Regions from separate parts of the Homo sapiens genome. Here region 1 is linked to region 2. A link is an interaction called in ENCODE POLR2A ChIA-PET data of the cell type or tissue named here. Cell type or tissue: OCI-LY7. All regions are shown on one strand. Each heading gives the region's core, and the rest is flanking DNA. Links, peaks and the distances in the headings are about the cores only. Region 1 has its middle 390 kb from the start of HNRNPD. Region 2 has its middle 160 kb from the start of RASGEF1B.

Region 1 (9,513 bases), core at 794-8,793, 350 kb after region 2:
ACTACAAGCGCCTTCAGCTGTCCTTATCTCTGATCAACACCAGAGGCTTTGACAAGTGGCTTAATAAAGGCTAAAAAGGGTTTTCATGGGTGCAATTAGTGGCTTGCAATTAGCATAACACATGCTAGAAATGGGTTACCATAGATGAAATTAGAGGGGTTCAAAACAGGTGGATTGGGACACTCCCCTACATATATTAATACATGAAAACAGTATCAAAATATAATGAGGCTTATAATTGCAGCTTAATCGCTAAACATCCTGTGCCCAGCCAGTGGGTCAGCAGATTTTTGGTTTCCCAATAGTTCACTGATTCCTGACACTGAAATAGGGCTGCATTGCCTCAAGTGAACCTTACCTGCAAGATGTTTTGGGAGACCAAAAAGGACAGAACTGTGGCTTCATCCACCTGCAGAACAAGTGTTATAACTGTGCTTGCTAATAAGCATCTGCATGAGTGGAAAAATTTAATCTAAGACTTGCTTTCATTACAACCTGGTGCCAAGCAGGTGAGGAGTGGGTAGCCAATCATTATACCCTGTAATTATTAGGGGGCTACTAAGATCTACCCAAAAGCATATCCAAGTAAGTTTGTTTGGGCCTGTTTACAAAAGGCACCCACCCTCTGAATACACCTGAACACAGATTCTTGTTGCCAGATATTTCTATAATCTCTATTCCGTAAAATCCATCCCTACATTAATGGGATTAATTTAAATAATAAAACTGATACTGAAATAAAAAGATATAAATGAGATGGAACCCCTGAAGGACAAAACAGACTGCATGGTTGAACAATCATACTAAGCTATAATTTCACCTTCTATATCATCACTACATCTACAACCACACTGCATTAGAGAAAATCCTAGAATTATATGTGTCCTATGTGAAAAGGAAAAATCAAATTGTTACCAGAACCAAAAGTGAGCTGGGTCTGCCCAGTGGGTACAGGTAGGGGGTGTGTGCACATGGGCATATTTCATATCAGTGAGGACCAACGCTCTGCATGGCCCTTCCCCCTTTAAAGGCAAGTGGAGAAGGGTGGAAAAGGTCAGGATTTTTCAGAACACTTTTAATGGGATTTTAGTTTGCAGAGACTGATGCCTGGAGCTGACTTTGGCAGCAGTTGAATAGAGAAAACCAGACAATGAAATAGAACTTTCTGGGGTCAGAAAAGAGAAACATAAAACAAAGGAAATGAAAGAAAACTAGAGTTTAGGTTGAAGGAAATTGCGATGAGGCTTTTTGTAAATAATACCAAAAATTAAATTTTAATTTCAAGTTACTAATGTTGTTGGAGAATGTAAGCCCCTTTGACTCGCTATAAAGTCTGATCCAGACACAAAGATCTTAGGTGACTGGTTTTGGTGCTTCTTTGGCATGAGGTGAAGCAGGGGAGGTGGGTGGCAGTAGACGTGTGGAGCTACCAAGAAAAGGCTATTTTTTTTCTGTTTGTATTAACTGTGCAATGCTCGAATAGCACATGTGAAATAGTGAGATAATTTATAAACAGTACTAGATGTGACGGGAAGCAACTTCCTTCAGGGCACACGTGAATTACATATATTTAGGTTGGTGCAAAAATGATTGCATTTAATTGTCATTAAAAGTAATGGCAAAAACTGCAATCATTTTTGCACCAACCTAACAGATACCATTGTGGGTGCATTGAGTTTAAGTGTTAAAAAAAATAGTAATTACAGTTATAATTTCCTTGGTAACAGAATCTTATACCTAAATTGGAGTCAAGGCTCCCTTAAAAAAGATCATTCATTGCCACGTACTTAAGTCTCTACCCAAAAAACAAAATTCCAACACCAAGAAGCCTAAGGAGAGGTTACTGAGGGGGCATATTCCCTTTACCTGGGGTTCATAGCTCAAATCATGGAGACACCAGCACTTATGAGATGCTGAGCTCAAGCCACTTCCTGGGGCTCACGGGCAGAGCAGCAGACATGTAGAGGCACTCCTAGGAAATCCAAGTGGAAGTGGTCCAGGAAGCTGCTCCAGCTAAGTAATATGCGACTCACAGCCAGGAGCCTGGGTTCCCAGTCCCTGATGGCAGACCCTACCCATCATCCCTCATCTGTCCACAGGTGCTCCCCACCCTCCATTTTCTACCAGAACACTCACTCTCGACACTCTCGAGATGGTTTTTACTTACTCTAAGTGATATTCCCAAAAATGGACACAATCTTAGCCCCCAAATGATGACCACGTATAACCATTATCTTAAGTAATTTACAAAGATGAACTTACATATAAAGATATAAAACATAGATGAATTATAGAGTAATACAATTTTCTACTTTATAATTTTCACACTCAGTGACCTCATATTGATAAACAATATGTCCACCAAACTTCTGAACTGGAGGTGAAACCACTACCAGGGCTGAAGGTGATTGCAAAATGTTTACCAGCATGGACTCTGAAGCCAGTTTGTTTGTGTGCACATCCTGGCTGTCCCACTTACCAGCTGTGTCACTTGGATAAGTTAATGCTCTCAATGCTTCAGCTTTCTCATCTTTGAAATGTGGTAGTTACAGTATCTAAATCGTAGAACTGCGTTGAGAGTTAGCACATGTAAACGTCTAGCCACTGCTGTACTGGAATTGACTCCTATTTGCCCACAAGAGCCTACTGGTAGCATGTCTTCCCAACTCCCCACTCCCTTCAGTGACAGCACAATCATGGCTTGAAACTGACCATGGTGGGAGTATTTACACCACAGAAACTGGCAAAAGCTACAAATCGGAACTATTTTTGAGATCCAGTTTCTAAACATTTACCAATTCACCAATGTATGTAGCACAAGGGCTGGCCAATATTAGATCTCAAGAAATGTGAGCTATTAATAGAAAAGGCAAAGGAAAGACCCTCTGGCAAGTTAAAGGATTTTTCCCCACCGCAAACAATTCTTTGCAATTACACAAAGAAAATTGTATCAAACTATTCTCTAGTGACAGGAAAACTTAAACATAAGTCAAATTTCCACATTTGTAGCTAGATTTAACAAACTATCTTTTTGGCCAGAATCACCTGCCCATTTTAATCTATGACATGGCACTAAGGTGCCTTATAAAAAATATATCACATATAACATGTCGGTTCTTTTTCAATGGTCCTGCCAAATTCAAGGACATGTGGATTACATATTCATATTGAAGTCTGTAAATGAGTTCCTTTTTGGGAATCAGTTCAAGGGCAAAACTCTTAAGTACTCCATGAACAACACGAATGTCTCCAAGGTACAATTTTAAAGAAAGGACTGATAGGCTCCTTCTTCACCCCAACTAATACTAAAACCAATGGAACAGAATCTTGGCAGAGGCTCCAAATTTGTTTTAAAGAAGATGGACACAGAGTGAGAGAAATTAATGAAACATAGTTTTCTTTTCCTTTTTTACATTTATTGGTAGAATTTAAAATCAAGTTAAGTTTCCTGGAGTTCTTACTCCATAGTATTCTTGGGCAGTGCAGAAACAAAGAGAATGAATTTTTATGGCCTTAATTTTATTTATTTTACTTTTTAGTGTTAATAAGAGAAATGAGTAAATCTACAAAGGCAAACTCAAATTACCAATGAACCAGAAACCTGGGAATATTTCCTTGTTATGGGAAATCCTAAGTGTTTCAGAAACATTGTTAATAATATTCTAAAATCTCCTTTTGCCATCTCTCTTCAATTAAGAATTTGATTGTGTGACTCAGGCCCACACTACATAACAGGCCAAGTTGCTTAAACTCTACCCACTCATGTGGTTGCCATTCCCTCTCAGTCACAGTCATTTGCACACCAGAGGTATAGGTTTTTGCCTATAGTTCTGGGTGAGATGTTCATTATTCTTATCAGATATCCAGATAATTAGGAAAGAAGAAAAGTAGTCATCACCAATACACTATTCCTGAGCTACAACAATTTCAAGTTTCTCTTAAATCAAAAAGCAACTTGCTGTGCACATAGTAGTCAATGTGGATGACTTTGTCTAGGGAACTGCTGCAGGTAGATAGGATTTGAATGACAGGTTGCCTTAATATTTTGATTAGAGGTTTGGGACATGGTGTAGTTGGAGTGGAACATGCATGGCACTTCCAGAGATGAAAGTAATAGATGTTTATGGCATTATTCACCAGGAAGAAAGTGAAGGAAAGCATTCTGCTCCAGAGACAAAGATAATCGGAAATCATGTATCCTCAGAAACAGATATGCATGTGCACAGCTGCCTACTCCACCAAAAAGAAATATAGAATGCTCACTTACTTTTCCTTCTCCTCCTCCACTAACAGCAGAGAAGCCCTTGTTGACCACGGAGCTATGAGTTCTTAGCAGTGCAGGTGCAGAACCCTTGGGGCATATGAAACTTACTTAAGCAGTGAAGTAACTTCCTGCAGGTCAACTTAGGAAATCTCACAAGGCAAGGGTCTAGGCTGGTGACAAAAGCTAGGGTTAAGCCAAGTTGCTTAAACTGTATCCACTCATGTGGTTGCTATTCCCTCTCAATTTTATAATGTTTGGGTGCTAGATAGACAGAGGAAGCCTAAGTATATTAAAACATATGTAGTGTTAACAATCAAAATTTCAAAGAAAAGACCCACATTTATGACATTTTTGGTCATTATTATACATGTGACAGTTATGATGATATTTTCTGCCAGTTATTCTACTTAGTATTACTTTGATATAGCCAGACCAGTTTTAAGTTCTCCATTCTTTTTGTTCGTTTTTCCAGCATCCATAAATACCATTAAGACAAGTTGTCAGGACTCCTGAAGGGGGCCTCTTAAATAAAACCCTCTGTCCTCCCTGGAGGAAAGAAAGGAAAGAGGAGCCCTAAAAGAGAGGAGGCCTTTTGGAGCCAGTGACTGAGAACACATGCCTGAAAACAGTAGATCAATAAGCTATGCAACTCACTGTTTACCCACCTGACTCTCTCTGCTTCAGGGCTCCCACCCAAAGGTAAATCAAGCCTCTTCCAAGTCCACATCCTACTATGTGCAGAAAAGCTAGAAAACTTAATGCTGCAGCCTTCTAGCTTGTAACTTCCCTCTAAGTTATGGGGGTTAGGAGGACAGATGCCTATATTAAAGATGTAAGTGGCTTTTCTCTTACCTTTCTCTCCCTTTTCAGAGAGCTCAATACCCAACTACGCTATTCACCATTCCTCTTCTAGGAAAGAAAGACTGATGTGGCCTTGCTCACTTTTCAGGACATGATAGATGCATTTCACCTGTTTCAGACCCGTCTTCAATATTGCCAAAACCACAGAATTAACTACTTGGGGTTATCAGCTTCTTTCAGTCTCAGCCCTTGTATAGGCTTTTGGAGTGAAAGAACACAGGTTTGAATCCTGTTTTCACTACTTACTATCCTTTAACCGTGGATGAATTACCCTCTCTAAAAGACAGTTTTGGTTTCTATAAATGAGAATAAATCCTACTCTTAAGGCTTGTTATGAATTAATTGGGATGATGTATATAAAATGACTGGCATACGACAAGCTACAATCCCAATGAATAGGATTGAGATTTAATACAATTAAATAATTTAAAATAAATACAGAAGAGAACCTCAAAAAGCCTGAGCTCAGTGACCAGCTTTACTGCATGTGGAGGAGGAACAAGGGTAGAAGAGGGGATAATAGTGGACAGAGGAGGTCCACAGTTATTTTGAATCCAAGATCGTGTCTTTGGATGATAGTGTGGCTGAGTCCGTATATAAACAGAGGATTAAACTGTATAAAATATCAAAAGAACTGTTTATGCATTAAAGAGAACACTTCTCTGCTTTTGATGAAGCTTTCCACATGGAGGGAGCTCATTTAATGTAACACCCATGATCTATGGGAGTGACTTGCCTAAGCGAAAAATTTAAAGGAATAAACTGGACACGCTCAGCTCTTCTCTTTTACCTCCTGGTTCTTTTGTATTCCTCCAAGAGCAAACCTGCCATCTGTCACCCCAACCCACAGAGAATAGGCCTTGGTCCAGCACAGCCCATGACTAGGTAGGAACATCTGATGAAACGCATACTCCAAGTGAGCCTTTAGGAGTAATAAAGTTGGCATTTTGAATTCTGATCTGCTTTACTTTCTTGCTTTAATTCTTACCTTCCTTAGCACTCAGGTTGGACAGAGGGTTTTCTTTGACAGGCCCCCTTTAGGGATTCTGACAATTTGTCTTAACGTGTTTTATGGATGCTGGAAAATGAACAAAAAGAATGGAGAACTTAAAACTGGTCTGACTGTATCAAAGTACTACTAATTAGAATAACAGGCAGAAAATATCACCACGACTACTGTCACATGTGTAATAATGACCAAAAATGTCGTAAATATGGGTCCTCCTAGTTTTCTTTGAAATTTTATTTGATTATAATACTAAATGTGTTTTAATATACTTAGGCTTCCGCTGTCCATCTAGCACTCAAACATTACAAAATTGAAAGGGAATGGCAACCACATGAAGGGATACAGTTTAAGCAACTTGGCTTAACCCTAGCTTTTGCCCCAGCCTAGACCCTTGTCCTTCAGGATTTCCTAAGATGACCTGCAGGAAATCACTTTACTGCTTAAGTAAGTTTCATATGCACCTAGGGATCTGCACCTTCTACCCTAGGGACGTAGTTATTTAGAGAGAAAGCAGTTAGAATGTGAAGTTCATCAACAGTAGAAACTCTCAGGATGACCCAGATGGCCAACTTCTATGATAGAAAATAGGATTTTAATTGACAGATTCGATCCCAGGTTCCTCCCTAGGGCTTCCCAATAGAGGTCATGAACTGTGATGCAACTGCATGGTTTTAAACCACTTTCAATTAAGTTCACACAAGACCCCCGTGGAATGCATTTCAAGCGGCAACAACATTCTATATCCCAATATCAGTTGTTCCGTCCCATCTCCCAGCTCTCCTATGTTTACAACTTTAATACAAGAAGCTTAAGTTGTATCATTCTCTGCTACTGATTATGCACCTTTCTTCCAGACTACTTGCATCCTTTCCAAAATGCATCAGCTCTGTCCCCCAACATTGATCCCTCTGATACAAGTGGGTGAGTTCTTTCTGCTCAGGTACCGACACAAAGACTTCACTTTCTTGATCCAATTACAGTCAGACTGAGAATCTGACAAGGATTTATCCTTGAAATCAACCAAGAATCCTAGCAGTTCAGGGGCTCTATTTGGTAGTAAGATCTTTAAACTTGGCGGCTGTTTTGTTATTCAGTTCTGAATCCCCAGCGCTCAGCAGAACAGCTTGCATGAGTAGGTCTTTAATAAATCCTTGCAAATGAATAAATGAAGTACTTGACACTTTAAAAGCAAATCTCTGCATTGAAACCCTTAGGAAATGCTCCATAAATTAAAAAGATGATGAGCCAGAAGGATGATTAAAGGAACCTGCTTAAAAAGGTGTAAGAGACTCTGACTCCACTCAGCCAGATTTCATTGCCTAGAAGTTTCCTCTTTTATACCCCCAGACGGGCTGAGCTGTTTACATTTTTACTGGGTTTGACTGCTCAGAATAAACCTCTCCCCTCATGCAGCTTGAGTATTTTGGCCAGCCTACATTTTCTACATTTTATTTGGTAACTTCACTTTAGGGAAAAGCTGAACACACACACACAGAGCCAAAGGTGAACTCTAATTGGGTTAAGTTGATCAACAACCACTTTCCCTTGGCCACTGTGATTGGTCCAGGGATGACTCAAGGGTCTGAGACTCAATCTAATGAGATATGAAGAGTTGCTACTTGTTTTGTTGGTGTTGTTGTTATTTTGTTTTTTTTGAGAGGGAGTCTCGCTCTGTCACCCAGGCTGGAGTGCAGTGGCACGATCTCGGCTCACTGCAACCTCCCCCTCCTGGATTCAAGCAATTCTCCTGCCTCAGCCTCCTGAGTAGCTGGGAGTACAGGCGCCCACCACTGCACCCAGCTAATTTTTTGTATATTTAGTAGAGACAGGGTTTCACTGTGTTAGCCAGGATAGTCTCGATCTCCTGACCTCATGATCTGCCCATCTCGGCCTCCCAGAGTGCTGGGATTACAGGTGTGAGTCACCACGCCCAGCTGCTTCTTGGTTTCTAAGAAAGTTAGTTCTTTACTCTTTTGTGACTACCACTGAGAGTTTTTCTCTCTCCTCCTGCAGGACAGAAGCAAGAAAGCAAAGAGCCCTAGAAACTGCTAGCAGCTGTCTTGTGATAAGAGAGGCCAGCCTTAGACTAAAGCAGACATACTGAAAACAGAGAAGAGAAAGGTAGAGACAAAAGGATGGCATTGGTGAACTGCTGGCCCCAAGCCTGACCTACCTCCGTGACTTCTCAGTTACAAGAGCTGATAAACATCTTATTGCTTTAGCCTATTTGAGCCCAGTTTTCTGTTACTTGCACATGACTAAAGCCAAATTCACTGAATTGATCAAGGCAGCTCTAAATAAGTTGCCATGTCTTTGCTGCGTTGAGAAGATTTAAACACAGCAAAGTTAAGTGACCTGCTAGGGGACTTTTGGTGTGGCAAAAGGAATGTGAGAATGCAAAAGCCTTACCACTTCCCAGTCTCTGCCCTCACCTCTGGCCACTTCAGCCTCCTAGGATTCATTCAGTCATTCACCTGCATTCATTGCATGCTAATAATGTTCAAGCCACTGCCTCCCTACTCTCTAGAAGCCTGTAAATAACTATAAAATGTTTATAAGCAGATTTAGAAGTATTTAAAAATCAAGTGATTATGTTAAAGTATTAGTATGGTAGATTCCCCTGTAAGATTTCCTTTAATTGTAAGCCATATTGTTTTCTACAATTACAACTTTGACTTAAAAGAAGTTTAAAATCAACTAGAGATGTATTACTAGTAAGAGTCATACTGTGAATACAAACAACATAATATCTATGAAATCTTATGGAGCACAGAGCCCCATGTTCAATATTTATTGGACATCTACCCTATGTCATGTACTGGCATATGATGAGCACTTTACATACAGTATCTCAACCTCCACCACAAATTATTATTTCCATATTACAGATATGGATGCCAAGATGCAGAGAATATCATTGACTTGCCCCAAATCATACAGTGAGAAAGCAGGGGGTTAGGATTTGAACTCAGGCAGTCTGACTTCAGTGAGCCTGTTGCCACTGTATAATTCTGCTAAAAGACTTCACAGAGTATGGGAAGTAGAATAATTGTCCCCCAAAGATGTACATGTCCTAGTTGCCTGCACTCGTGAATATGTCAGATTATATGGCAAAGGGGAATTAAGGTTGCAGAAAGAATTAAGGGTGTTAATCAGCCAACCTTGAGATGAGAAAATTATTCTGGATTACCAAGTGGGCAAAAAGTGGAAGAGTTGGTCAGAGTCAGAGACAAGAGATATGATGGCAGAAGCAGAGGTCAGGGTGATGCAATGTGTGAAAGACTAAACCAGCCATGGCTAGCTTTGAAGATGAAGAAAGGGACCGCGAGCCAGGGAACAGCGGCAGCTTCTAGAAGCTGAGAAAGGCAAGAAAACAGAT
Region 2 (9,513 bases), core at 977-8,976:
GATATTTCTTTGACTCCTTCCCCAACTGCTCACTGCCTTCTCCTGTTCCAAACTTGTCTTCGCTGCACTCCTGAATATTGGTTCTATTTTTTTCCACAAGCTACTCTTGATTCTTGGTACTTAGTGCTGACAGTTAAGCTCCCCAGTAAACCTTCAATCTTCCTGAAGAATGTGTCTCATTTCCTGAATTAGAGAAGTCATTTGGTGTCTGCTCACCCAAACTGTCTTTCGAGGGACTTTTGTCCACTCTAACCCCGATAGCTAAGCAGCCATATTTTAAAAACACAATTCCTTTTCTTTTCTTCCCTCCTCTCACCCTCATCCAGGGTTCAGGTAATTACACTAATGTCACCATCTGAGCCAAGCTAATCCTTTGGCTTGCTGGTATTAAAAGAAAGATGAGGGCCAGGCATGGTGGCTTATGCCTGTAATCCCAGCAATTTGGGAGGCCGAGGTGGGCAGATCACCTGAGGTCAGGGGTTCAAGACCAGCCTGACCAACATAGTGAAACCCCGTCTCTACTAAAAATACAAAATTAGTTGGGCGTGGGGGTGCATGCCTGTAATCCTAGCTACTCGGGAGGCTGAGGCAGGAGACTCGCTTGAACCTGGGAGGTGGAGGTCGCAGTGAGCTGAAATGGTACCACTGCACTTTAGCCTGGGCAACAAAAGTGAAACTCCATCTCAAAAAAAAAAAAAAAAAAAAAAAAAAGAAAGATGAGCTGGGATAACTAAGTTCTCTGTCTCCTAAATTTGAATTTAATTATGCAGGCAGACTATACCAGTTGGTAGTATAAATTAAAGCTGAAGAAAAAGCACCATGAAGCAGAGTTGGGTTCATAGCAAGGCACATGAAATGCAAAATCATGAAGCAATAGACACTGTAAGTAAGCAGAAAAAGCCTCAGAGCAAAGAAAGGAAAACAAATCTGACACTGGGTGGTGGAACCAGAAATAGAAGAAAAGAGAGAAAGAAGGCGGACGAGTGTACTTTATTATTCCCTAGAGTTGTACCACAAGAGCTTTCTAGTTTCAGTTCTAATTACAGTACTAAATCAATATATATCCCTAATGTTCATTAGCTGAGCATTGAAGGACTTCCTGCCTCAGAGCCTTTGCCCTTCCTGTTCCTTCTGCCTAGAACACTCCCTGCACCCCCTTTCCCATTCATCCATTCAGCAAATAATGGAGAAAAAATGAAACAGCAAGGGCAAAGCCCCTGAGGCTCTGCCTCATATTTCTGTTTACTCCCTGCCTTCCTTCAGGTCTCTGCTTAAATGTCACCTATGACAGAAGCATTACAGGTTGATGGTTTATAAAATGACAACTTGCCCATCATTTTCTGCCTCTTTCTTTATTTTGTTTTATTCTTTTTCATAGCACTATCACCATTTGACAAATTGTGTAGTTATTTTTGTGTTTTGCTTGTTTTCCCAACTAAAAGGTGAACTCTGCAAGACAGAGCAACTTCGTCAGATTAACTACTATATCTCCAGTGCCTAGGACAGTACGTAGTAGGTGCTCAGTAAATATTTGCTTAGTGAATGAATAAATCCAGAGAAAGGTCCCTAGAGGAGATGAAGCTGTGCTGGGTCACAAACAGTTTTTCATGTGAATACAGATAGGAAAGGCATTCTAAGCACAGGAAATAGCATTAGCTAAAGCTCAAAATCAAGAAACAAAATAGTATACAAAGCCACAAAAATATGAACAAATTGGTGCACATATAGTGTAGTTGAAATGAGATGCAGGGACACAGTAATTAGAGACAAGTGTAGATACATAAGCCAGATTATGCAGTATTAGATGCCATGCTAAGGAACATGGGCTTTATTCAGCAGGCGAAGAGCATCCACTGAAAAGTTTTAAGCATATATTAGGACTATATGGTAGGCAAAATTCTAAGATAGTTCCTCAAATTCCCAGCCCAAGTGTACCCATATCTTCTCTCGGTTATTGAAGTAAACACTAATATATAACATAACATAACATAACATAACATAACATAACATAACATATATTATGATATAATTGATATATATTAGATATCATATTAGTACATATATTATATATAATATGTATTATATAGGATATTAGTATATATTATATATTATTAGTGTATATTATATATAGTACATATTAGTATGTTAGTATATATTATATAATTGAGATATATATGTATGTGTGTATATGTGTGTGTGTGTGTGTATATATGTGTGTGTGTGTGTGTGTGTGTGTATAGAAGAGATTTTTGCAGATGTAATTAAGGTCATAAATCAGTTGACTTTAAGATAGGGAGATTATCCTTGGTGAGCCTGACCTAATCAGGTGAGCCCTTAAAAGGGACTGAGCTTTCTTTCTTTCTTTTTTTTTTTAGACAGGCTCTCTCTGTCATCTGGGCTGGGGTGCAGTGGTGCAATCTCAGCTTACGGCAACCCCCACCTCACCTCCTGGGTTCAAGCGAGTCTCCTGCCTCAGTAAAGATGAGGTCTCACCACGTTGGTCAGGCTCGTCTCGAACTCCTGACCTCAAGTGATCCACCAGCCTTGGCCTCCCAAAGTGCTAGAATTACAGGTGTGAGCCACCGCACCCAGCCTGAGCTCTTTTGATAAATTGGATATAAGTACGATTCTCCATTGCTGGCTGGGGCCATGTGACAAGCAATGGGAATGGCCTGTAGGAAATGAGAGGGCCCCTGGCTAACAACCAGCAAGGGAATGGCACCTCAGTCCTACAATGGAAAGGAATTGAAATCTGCCAGCAGCCTGAATGAGCCTGGAAGTGAATCCCAAGTTCCAGCTGAGACCACAGTCAAGCAACACCATGATTTCAACCTAGTGAGACCCTGAGCAGAGATCCAGCTACTCCTTGCCTACAGAAATGTGAGCTAACAAATGGGTGTTTCTTTATGCCACTGTGCTTGTGGTAATCTGTTATACTAGAATAGAAAAACTGCTAGACTGTGTGGAAAACAGCTTGGAGAGGGTTAAGACTAGAGACAGGGAGCCAGGGAGGGGGGTGCTGCAGTCATCCAGACATGGGAGGAATGCCCAGAATTGCAATGATCCTATACCTCTGAAATTCATAGGGGCCTTCCTTCCCTGCTGAGCTGAGCACACAACTGCCTTTGAACTCTACGCTTTAAAGCACCCTGTAACTTTGGAGGAAGCTGCTTTCCATTGATAGGTTGGCTCCACCAGCTCTGATCAGTCCATTCCCAGCTTTTCCATCTTCCTGCCAACATGCGGTATCAACAAGTTTCCTGTCTAAGCCCCCTGAGTTGTAAAAATCAGTCATGCTTCTCACCAATAGCTTCCTTTGGAGGCATGGACACATAGCAGCTCTCAACCTTGGCAGCCCATGACAATGGTCTTGAGAGCTTTTAAAATCATGATATCCAGCCCAACCACTCAGAGATTCTCATTCAACTGGGTCTCAGGCATCGTGTTTATTTGTTTGTTTGTTTGTTTTAACTCTTTCAGTGATTGTGGCCTATAGCCCTGGTTGAAAACAACAGAAATATAGCCTCAATTTGAAGGTACATGATTTGAGAGATGATATTTAGTAATAAAATGTCATTTTCTCATCTATCTTTCAGAATAGCATTATGGAATATTCTCTTTTCGCCTCCCTCTTCTCTTCTTCCTTCTGCTTCCAACTTTCCCAGTAAGAAAACTAACATCATTATTATGTAAAATTTGTTACATTAACATTTCATTATAGAAATGATTTCAAGTAGTTGATGAGGAGACTAAGGCTCAAAATAAGTTAAATGAATTGCTTCATAATCACATCGTTTGTGGGCTAAACACAATCTCAAACCATCTTCATGTCCCAAACCTTATGTTTTCCCCATCAACACCATTCCATAAGGAACTGTAAAGAATATATCTACCTCTGTTTATATCAGCCACCACCTACTGACTATGTTCTAGATACTATCAAGTATGTTTCAGATTTCATTTGAGTCTCACATTGATGTTATGTGGTAAGAATAGATACTTCCACAGTGATAAAACTGACGTTTGAAGTGGTTAAAAAACTAACCCAGGGTCAGACAACAAGTAAATGATTAATTCAGAATATATGTAGCAATCTTCTGATTCCAAGTTCAGTGTTCCTACTGTATTCACTTGATCCTAGAGACGAATGACTCTGTCAAAGGCAGAATATCCTTGGAAAGAACATTCTTCAGCCCAAATAAAATAAAAATAATCCCCACTATTTCTTCAAGTTTCTCCCCCACCACTTGGGGTACTCACATAAATTCTCCACTTGATTCTAAAGCTGCACTTTATGAAACAGCTTGCTGATAACTACAGTGATCCTAATAAGATACTGTATTCCAAAAATCATGTGACTATACAGGCACACATTGACACATATGTGAATACGAGTGACAAACACAAGACATCTATACCACAGAAAGTGAATTATGATTATTCCGGGAAGTGAGTGATTTTTTTCCTTCTTGTTCTCCTTCACTTTCTCTTTCTTCTCCTTCTCCCTGCCCCTCCTCCTCTTCTTCTTTTTCTTCTTCTTCCATTTCTCTTTCTAAATTTTCCACAATGCAAATGTAATATTTTATAATTAGGAAAAAGTTAAATGATGAAAAGAGAAAAAAATGACAGTCTCCAAAATTCTTTTTTCCTGCCTCATCTATCCCACTGCTATGTATTAATACTCAACCCCTCTCCTCCAAAGTTTATTTGGTATTAGGCTCAAATAAACCCTCTCCTTATATATTGCTATATTCATTCATTTACAACTGCAGCTACATGCCTATAAATTGCCCATGACAATAGAAAGATAAGTAATATTCTCCCTTTGTCCTCAAGAACCTCACATCTAGCGTGACAAACTAATTAATGGGTTATTATTACATAACTTTGGTATTACACCATAAGAAAGAAGGAACGCCTTCATTCTCTACTTTTCATCTTGAGAAAAATGTCTTCATGGCTCCACTTATCTTTAGTTTGAAAGGGTCTATACCTGGCAACTGCTCCATTATCGGAAAGTCACACAAATCTGTCTTGAAACAGCATGTGTATTTACCGAAAGACATAGAAAGAGAAAATAGCAGTGGTGGAAGAATGGACCTGCAATGTTGCACTGTAAGTAGGGTGGCCTTAGCATTTATCATTCAAACCTTTGAGATGCTTGTGAGAATGGAAAAGGGTGGCATTAAAAGTTATCCTAGGGGCCAGGTGTGGTGGCTCATGCCTGTAATCCCAGTACTTTGGGAGGCCAAGGCAGGCAGATCACTTGAGTTCAGGAGCTGGAGACCAGCCTGGCCAACATAGTAAAACCTCATCTCTGCTAAAAAATACAAAAAATAGGCCGGATGTGGTGGCATGCACCTGTAATCCCAGCTACTCAGGAGGCTGAGGAAGCAGAATCGCTTGAACCCGGGAGGCGGAGGCTGCAGTGTGCCAAGATCGCACCACTGCACTCCAGCCAGGGTGACAGAGCGAGACTCCATTAAAAAAAAAAAAAAGCCGGGCATCGTGGTGCACACCTGTAATGCCAGCTACTCAGGAGGCTGAGGCAGAAGAACCGCATGAATCCCGGAAGTGGAGGTTGCAGTGAGCCGAGATCGCGCCACTGCACTCTAGCCTGGGTGACAAAGCGAGACTCCATCTCGAAAAACAAAAAAGTTATCCTGGGCAACAGGCATGAAACTCTCAATTTTTTCCAAGAAAACTGTGACATATATTCATGCTTATATGGAATTAAGAGAGTCAAGACATTTTTTCCCATTGAGATGACTTCTCGTGGAAAATCAAAGATATTTATTGAGCCCTTTCACATTCAGTTTTGCAACAATCTTGAAATAATTCCTATTCATGTCATTTGCATAATTCCACACATGGACCACCTGCTTTATGAGTTTGCCATGTATGTAGAGGACATTTCCACCAGCTCGGTATTCCTCATGGGGCTCCCAGTTCCTCACCTGCATCCTAGGACAATTCTGCCCAGGAATTTATTCTTCTGGGTCCTTTGTCTCTGCAGCCATACTTCTGAAACCACAGCTGCTGGGCCTCTCTGAGCCTTCTTCATGTGATGGCAGAGGCAGGCCTAGTCGTAGCTGCAGAAACAAAGGTGAAGGACCCCCTGAAGCTGGCTGGTGGGTAAGGAGCAGTGGCTCGGGCTTTGTTGCTGGTATGGATTTCTCCTGTTTGCTGTGGAATAGAATTTAGGGAAGTAATGAGGGAGCCCTGTCGTGTTCACCACACACAGGCTCCATCAGTGCAAAATTTCACTCGGCAGATGAACACAGACAGATGCACATTTTCTTCACCAATGAAATATTAAACATGACAGTTGTGTTACTCATCGGGAAATGCTGCATGCAAAATGCATGTGTAACCCACGAGGTCTTCCTCATTTCATCCCTCCTGCTTGGCTAGGGTTCTAGGAGATGATATTCCTCCTGCAACGATGTTCAGGTATCCAATTCCAAAAGTTACGGTCAATGGTATCTTTGGGAAGATAATTTAAAGGCTTTTGGCTTTAAATTAAGGATCCATTAAGATAATAAAATGTTGTCTTTGACTTTATTGTTATTCTGCCTAAGGGATCTGTGGGAGAACACAGGATTAAAAACTATGGAGAGAAAGATTCCCATCACTATGGAAACAGATTCATTTATTTTTATAGGCTGATTTCTAATTCCTCTCCCTGGGCAAAGCTCCCACTAACTTCTGATGCTAGGAGATGATGCTTATTCAACAGATATTTTGTTGCTTGGGGTTGCTTTTCCTGTTTATTTGGAGAGAAGGGTGGTAGGAGAGGAGGGCTCAGTAAAGAGGCAAGCTGTATAAGAATATGTTTTCAGTGGTTTGACTTAAATCAGAGTAGCCAACTGATTGGAGTGAGAAGGCCATATTTAGAACTCACTACCAATATAGGAAAAGGAAACCCCTTAAGTGTTACTAGCTTGACATCAACTCTTAAAAAATGCAAAATACAGAGAGAGCAGTTTCAAGAAGCATAACTCCTGAATAAAATTCTGTCTGTTGACTATGTTCAGCCTAGAACCTCATAACTATATATAGAGAACATCACAAAGGGTAGCATTCTTTAGGAACCACAATAGGTTTCCAGTCAACTATTTTTAACTACTCATTTCTTACTGTTTTTGAAGTTTATATTACCCAATGGGATGCCAAATTCTCTCTCTTACAAGCAGGGATCTTGTGGATAAGGAACAGCTCTTACTTCCCCTATTAGCTACTTCCAAGAACAAATGAGGATTGTAATTGATACCTGCTGCTATGCTGTTGCACTCTTAGCCTGAGAAGTGCTAGGGATATAAATAGCAGCTTGATGATTTAACTCAACCTGGTTTAAGAGATCATGTGTTGCTGTTACTTTGCATGAAAATGACATCATGCCTGGTTATTCAATGTGCTGTGCAATCCAACAAACTGAGGATGGCCAATCACAGATCTCTGTATCAGAATTTGGTCAAAGCTCTGGAATGCAGGATGAAACAGTGCATGCAGAACTGGTAGAAAGATCAGTGGAGCAATTCATCCATCAAATCTGACCAAACAGCTGCCACTCCCCTTTCAGGCAACTCAGACATTAGCCATCAGTCCTGGAAAGCCATAGGAGCAAAGCCAGTTAAATCATGATTCAGCAAATTGAAATTCAAGTAAAGTGCAATGCAGCAGCGTGTTTGCGCACGTGTGTGGGTGTACGTATATGAAGAAAGCCACAGGTGTGGTGAAAGATTCCCTAGATTGAGTTCCCTATTTAATCTTTAATATAGAGGAGACAAAATTTAGAAATTGGTTTTAAAATGTCTGTTTCACATTGCCAAATATTTGACCTCAGGAAATACCTGGATGTTTGGCCAACTTCTTCATCATGTATTTGACACAGGTACCGTTCTATGCTTACTTCAGTGCACATATGCACACAGGCCTTCAGAGACGGTTAGCCCATTTACCCCATTTGGCTGCCTCTTATCCAAAGGACTCTAAGTGACACTGAAAGCAGGATGCAGAGGTGGGTAAAAATATGTGTAGGAGAAGACTAAGTAACTCAACCTGGGATGGAAGAGTACATGATGTAATATTGCATATCCCAAGGCCACATTTTCCACAGCAGGTGGGGGAGGGTGGTATATGATTTGAGGATTTTGGCAAAAGCACTGGCATCCCTCTGTATTAGAAATAAAAACCAAGAGATATCCGTATAATAGAAAACTGGATAAATCACACATTAAAATCTTTATTTCAAGTCAATAACCGTATGTTGAAAGAAATGTGCAAGGTACTAGGCAGGAGACAACATTACCATACACAGGCCTCGCCCTCAATGCCTTTACAGTCCGGTGAAGGATTGAGACACAGAAACAATGAATCATTGGCAAAAGAAAGGGGGAAGGAGGAGTCTAACGTGATGCTAAGATTCCTACTTGAGTGACTAGCAAGAAATATGGAATGATGAGCAATTAAATTTTTTTTTCAAATATTACAAAGGCAACACGTGCTCGTTCATCCCCACCACACCCCACCCTGGGAAATAACATTAAGTCAGCTGATTATTCCACCATTCCCATGTCCATTCAAACACACAAACACATATACACAGGTAGAGTTTTTTGTTATTTTTGTTTTTATAATAACGGGATGATGTACATATTAATTTGCAAGCTGCTTTATTCACTTCAGAATATATCATAGATGCGTTTTCACACTGAAGAGCTGCAAGATGGCCATAATTCATTGTCATCTATTCTGCTCTGATGGGAATTCAGGTTGTTCCCAGTTTTCTATCACTAACAATAAGCATCCTTACAAATATATCTTTATATAGAGAGGTGCTTTGAATTCAATAAGATAGAGTCTAAAAATAGGATCGCTGGGTTAAAAGGTATAGGTACTTTTTTTTTGTTTTTTGAGACAGAGTCTCACTCCATCACCCAAGCTGGAGTGCAGTGGCGTGATCTCAGCTCACTGCAACCTCTGCCTCCTGGGTTCAAATGGTTCTCCTGCCTCAGCCTCATGAGTAGCTGGGATTATAGGTGCCTGCCACCACGCCCAGCTAGTTTTTGTATTTTTAGTAGAGACAGGGTTTCACCATGTTGGCCAGGCTGGTCTCGAACTCCTGACCTCAAATGATCCACCTGCTTCGGCCTCCCAAAGTGCTGGGATTACAGACGTGAGTCACTGTGTCTGGCCAGTATACATACTTTTCATTATAACTAAGTCTTCCAGATTTCTTTTCAAAGAAGGTGAAGCAATTTATGTGATACATGGAAATTCTTACTGATGATGAGCAACTCTGGGAACTGGAGACCTGAGTACGGCAGAAAAAGGAAGGGAACAGTATTTAGTTTGATTTTCAACTAGTTAAGTCTAAGATGTCTGCTGGATGTTTCTAGGTTGACACCTAGTAGGTAGTGAGCTATTCAGCTCTGGCACTAACAGATTTACATGTGAGTGAGGACAAAGGAGTGGATGGAATAGCTCTGAGGAAGAGAATGGAGCCGAGAA

Evidence for each region. ChIA-PET counts read pairs that join two places held together with the same protein. Peaks named below come from ENCODE experiments on the same cell type or tissue, not always from the same donor. Only the 100,000 strongest peaks of a DNase experiment are listed, where the experiment ranks them.
Region 1: POLR2A ChIA-PET joins it to region 2 with 5 read pairs; 1 of 35 experiments calls an interaction of 5 or more read pairs at or near these places.

Annotation. Positions count from the first base shown.
Region 1 is chr4:81,978,978-81,988,490 of GRCh38, forward strand. No RefSeq gene overlaps it. Among named protein-coding and RNA genes, the nearest start is that of HNRNPD, 390 kb to the right of the region's middle. In OCI-LY7, for the core only: no CTCF peak of the experiment used is centred there; a DNase peak (open chromatin) is centred at 4,354; H3K4me3 peaks cover 1,205 bases; H3K27ac peaks cover 2,082 bases.
Region 2 is chr4:81,624,698-81,634,210 of GRCh38, forward strand. No RefSeq gene overlaps it. Among named protein-coding and RNA genes, the nearest start is that of RASGEF1B, 160 kb to the left of the region's middle. In OCI-LY7, for the core only: no CTCF peak of the experiment used is centred there; a DNase peak (open chromatin) is centred at 7,384; H3K4me3 peaks cover 1,466 bases; H3K27ac peaks cover 3,378 bases.